Linked DNA regions of Mus musculus: region 2 is linked to region 1. The links are chromatin loops, found by intact Hi-C in ENCODE. Cell type or tissue: heart. All regions are shown on one strand. Region 1 has its middle 12 kb from the start of Tsku. Region 2 overlaps Emsy (EMSY, BRCA2-interacting transcriptional repressor).

What was found. Hi-C counts contacts between places; a loop is a spot of excess contacts. Peaks named below come from ENCODE experiments on the same cell type or tissue, not always from the same donor. Only the 100,000 strongest peaks of a DNase experiment are listed, where the experiment ranks them.
Region 2: a loop joins it to region 1, with 2.2 times the contacts of the local background. A loop is called at or near these places in 4 of 42 quality-filtered maps.

What each region holds. Positions count from the first base shown.
Region 1 is chr7:98,347,827-98,350,326 of GRCm38, reverse strand. No RefSeq gene overlaps it. Among named protein-coding and RNA genes, the nearest start is that of Tsku, 12 kb to the left of the region's middle. In heart, CTCF peaks have their summits at 1,039 (motif pointing left) and 2,071 (motif pointing right); DNase peaks (open chromatin) are centred at 1,036 and 2,101; H3K27ac peaks cover 2 bases.
Region 2 is chr7:98,606,304-98,608,803 of GRCm38, reverse strand. The region is part of intron 14 of Emsy (EMSY, BRCA2-interacting transcriptional repressor); the gene reads left to right. Among named protein-coding and RNA genes, the nearest start is that of Emsy, 49 kb to the left of the region's middle. In heart, CTCF peaks have their summits at 74 (motif pointing right) and 1,430; no DNase peak of the experiment used is centred here.

The DNA of each region.
Region 1 (2,500 bases):
ACTTCTGTTTGAACACTTCGGTGACAGCTTACTTCCAGTTTTTTGGGGACCAAGTTGGCTTGTCAACAGTTTGGTTCTGACTGACCAGTCTAAGGAGGTATCCAACACCGTCATCAACACCAACAACAATCTGTTGCTATACTCGAGCCAGGCTCTGTGCTGAGCTGGGTTCGCTGCCATGGGGGACACAACAGGATCCCTAGCTTGGAGCCAGTGATAGCCTAGCGGGAGCCTCGCATCGCTCATGAGAGGCAGACCAGAACAAGGAGGTGGCACTCAGGAAAGGTCATGGGTGAAAGGTGGATGGCATGGAGTCCAGAACATTCCAACAATGGGCATCCATCCAGGGATCTGTGTTTCCTTGCCAGTAAGGTCACCATGGGAAATGTATCTACTAGAAACTCTTGAGTCCAGGGTACCTGATCAGTGCAGAAAGAGCTGAGGTGGGAGGGTCCCAGTCACTCATGGGGGGATAGGCAGCCCTGGATACCAGGCAGGATAGGCTTCAGATGTAGGAGCGGGGAAATAATGTACTATTACACAATAGGCCTGGGCCCTCCCGAAGCCCTGCTGGTGGAAGAAATTCTGTTTTGTTTTGAGACAAGATCTCTCTACGAAGTTCTGTGCACACATAGGAATCTTAAAAACAGGTACAAAGCCAAAAGGGGGAGGAGAGAAAGAGAGATCTCAGCATTCCGGCTGCCACAGGGGCAGGGGTTGGTGGTGGTCACCAGCGATGCAGGATTCCCGAGGCAGAGCCAGGAGGACGATGGTTTACATTCAGGCTCTGGGGCTGCAAGGTTGGAGGTGAACTTGTGCTGCTAAATTAGACCCTATCTCAAAAACGGTAACAAAGGTAAAAACAAAAGGGGAGGCAAGGCTTGAGCTCCTGGAGTGAAGGCGAGGGCACAGACATCAGATTGCAGCCTCATCCTGTGACATGAGATGTCCAAACACTGCCATCCTAGCCTCTTGCCACCTTAGACCTCCCTCACTGGTAGTGCTCTCGAGAGGCATCTGGCCCACAGCACCACCTGGTGGCCACACCCCAGATTGGATGGACTGGTGGAGGAAGGCTTTAAGTACCATTCTCAGCTTCTAGCCACCCAGATACACTCAAGAGGGTCTCCCCCCAGCCCCCCAGAGGTCCTGTCACTTCCAGAATGCCTTAGAATAAACAGTCTCCAACTTCGTGCAAAGATTCCGTTTTGGATTCACATACACACACATAAAAAAACAAAACAAACAAACAAACAAACCACAAACCGATTGTGTGACTTCCCTGACCCTGAAAAGTGAGGGTGAAGATACCTCTGTCCACAAGAGGAGGGCATGAAGTCACATTTGTGCAGAACCAGAACTTTGGCAGTCACAAAATAAGGTGCCCCAGAAGTACCCTTCCTCTCTTCCTTGCAGTTGCGTCCAGAAGTTTTTCACCATATGTCTTAGGGATTTACTGCTGTGAACAGACACAAGGCAACTCTCATAAAAACAACATTTAACTGGTGCTGGCTTACAGGTTCAGAGGCTCAGTCCATTACCATCAAGTGGGAGCATGGCAGCATCCAGGCAAGAATGGCACAGGAGGAGCCGAGAGTTCTATGTCTGAAGGCTTCTAGGAGATGACTGGCTCTTGCATGGTTGGTTAGGAGGAAGGACTCATTGCCCACCCCAACAGTGACACCTCCAACAAGGCAACGCCTCCTAATAGTGTCACGCCCTGGACCAAGCATATTCAAACCACCACACCTTATAAATGAGGAAAACAGCCTCACTTTATCTACCGATACCATCATCCTCTCCTTGGCTGTTACTGCTAGAAGAGTGCTCAGAGACACCAAAAAGCCATCAGATTGAAGTTGTTTTTCTGTTGCAAATCGGGGAGATTGTACAACTCTGAGTAGATCCTATCAGACTATGTTGTGTAGACCCTCTAGCAGAAAAAGCCGAGGTCAAAGCTACGGATGTTTTTCTTCAAGGTCAAAGCTGCAGATGTTTTTCTTCTTGGCCCCTTTTCACATGTGTGAGACTCAAGCTCACACTTTGAGGTGCAGACCCAGGTCCCCCAGCAGGTGGCAGCACTCTGTGCTTCAGACCTAGCTAGACAATTTGGGACACGGTGTACAAGAACTCGAGTCTGCTGTTCAGAAGTGTTTAAAATTTCAAAATGGCAAGAGGAGCCGGAAAGCAAGCATAGGGTCCTTCTAAGGTGCCACTGTCCATGAAGCCACTGTTATGGGCTCTGGTCATCTCAATAGTAGAGAAAGCGAAGGCGTGCCTAGTGTGGTGAGGACACAGAACAGTCTGCTTCAGAGAGCCCATTGGAATCTTCGGGAACAGGAATTCCATTCTCTGTGTAGCCACATTCCAGTCCCTGTATCTTCCATACCAACAGGACCAAGGGCACTCAGAAAGAGTAGCAGAGAGGCAGAAACTCCCATCCAAGTGCCATCAGGCCAACTCACAAGCCACTTATTCATTTATTTTTTTGAACAAGCCC
Region 2 (2,500 bases), 260 kb before region 1:
TTTTTAAAATTTTTATTTATTTTTTATGTGTATGGGTGTTTTGCCTATGTCTGTACACCAGCATACATGCCTGGTTTGGAAGAGGCCAGGAGAGGGCATCAGATCCTTAGGGAATAGTTTAGACAGTGTGGGTTGCCATGTGGCTTCTTGGAATCAAACTTGGGTCCCCTGAAAAAGCAGCCAGTGTTCCTAACCATTGAGCTATCTCTCCAGCCCTAGTTTTATTTTTGTATTTTAATTTTTGGTTCTGAAGATGAGACTTATGTATATATAGCCTTATACATGGCTAACACACGCACTGCCACTGAAATAATGATAGCCTTGCTTTATTACTTTTGTCTCTAGTCTCTTTTCTGTTGTGTCTATTGTATGTGTGTACAATTTTTAAGTCTTTTAGCCAGTTAAAGAGTAGTTATAGGTACTATGTGATTTAACCTCTAAACAGTTATTTTTTAGGTCTCTAATTTCTTATGTCTTATCCTTGTGAAACTAAATTACCATTATCAAAGTCAAGAAATTTAATGTAATACTGTTAGCTAATTTATAATTCATCTAGATATACTACTAAGTGATAAGTGATGTTCTCTATTGCTTTGTCTCCTAGTCACGTTCTAGCTCAGGGTCACATATTACACTCAGCTATGTGACATTGTAACTATCACATTACTGTTGTCACTTCCTTCTCTTTCCCCCTTCCTCCTCTTCTCACTGTGTAATCCTGATTAGCCTGGAACTTGATATGTAGACTAGGCAGGCCATAAATTTTAAAAAAAAAATCTGCCTGCCTCTTATGAGTTCTGGGGATTATAGACAGGTCTGGCCCTCCTCTTTGATGTTTTGAGACAGGATCTTATTCTCTAGTCCAGGCTAGACTGAAACTCATGGAGATCTTTCTGCCTTAGCCTCCCAAGAGCTCGAATTAAGTGTATGGGCCATCATTTCTGATGCCATTAGCATTCTTTATTCTCTTTTGCCCTAGATAGCCTCTTAATCCTCACTTTCCCCCTTGATTATGATATTTTGAAGAGTTTAGATTGGTTACTTTGTAGAATCTTCTTTATGATTTAATTCAGTAGGAATTGTACAGGTAGATGACTATCAGCTTCCTCAGGTAGACATGATGTCTGCCACATTGATGAGAGGAATGGTGGTCACTTGGTTAGGATGATTGCTTCTAGTTTTCTCTGCTGTGAAGTTAACATATTCCTCTTTGGAATTAATGTCAGTTTTGGAGGAGGTACTCTGAGACTGTAAGTGTAGCATTCCTCGTCAGTCACTTGTCCATACATTGTAGCATCTATCGATGATTTTTTAAAGTCCATTATTCTTTGTTCTGTTCTAAGGAAGAATTGATCTTTTTTGACCGAAGAGTTCTTTTCAAGGGTTTTTCCTGTACATGCTGGATGCTTTAGTGGTTTCTAACTATACCCACCACTAGGAGGCATCTAGGCCCCGGGTTTAATTCCTGAATAGGTAGAGTAGAAAGCCTTGGGCATCTTCTTGATGGGAATCTTAATCACCCTGGCAGGACTCATCACACCATATTATATATCTGGTACTGTTTTTTATGTTAATTTTAACTACTTTGTTTTATACTTTTTGTTATTGTTTTCTTCTCTGTTGGCATCTTAAGAATAACAGGGGAATGATTAAGCTTCATGCTTATAAACTCATTTTTATTGCCTCATTCCAAAACATTGTTTCTCCTCTTCACTTTCTCCTAACATTTTTAGACTTTTGTTTGAATATTGATAGATAATAAGTTTGCCAAGACTATTAGATGAATAACATTTTTGCCTGTGTCACTCACTGAAACCCAGATGATGTGTTTTCTGAAGCTACTTGCCTTCTATCTTCTCAAATAGCTCTTCCAAGTTTTCTTTCTCACTTGTAAAGTGAGGTAAGTATCCTTATTGGTGTTCAGATTTTTTTAATTTTTATTATTTTTTTTACTTATATCCAGCTTTATTTCTAAAAGGTTGTGGGTTTTGTTTGTTTGCTTGCTTGCTTGCTTGGTTTTTTGAGACAGGATTTCTTTAGCCCTGGCTCTCCTGGTACTAGCTCTGTAGACCAGGCTGGCCTTGATCTCAGAGATCTGCCTGCCTATGCCTCCGAAGTGTTGGGATCAAAGGTGTATGCCACACCGCCCATCTAAAAGGTTTAAGGTGGATTGAATATAAGATTCTATTAAGCAAACCAGAAGAGAACAAGGAAGTGAATTGAGAGTAGACATTTAAAGGAGCAGAACATGAGTCAAATTTGTAAATAAATGTCATAAAGATACAGTTTTAATTAAGAACTCAGTTTCTGGCATTACTTTTTCTTAAGAATCATGATCTTAGGAGGCCAGAGTGAAGGTTTTGTTTTTGTTTTTGTTTTTGTTTTGTTTTGTTTTTTTAAAAGCAAACATGGGTCATATAAAATGTACTTTTTGCAGAATTTCATTAGCTAACTTATTTGGTAATTTATATTATTAAAGGTGAAAACTAGGATATCTAAT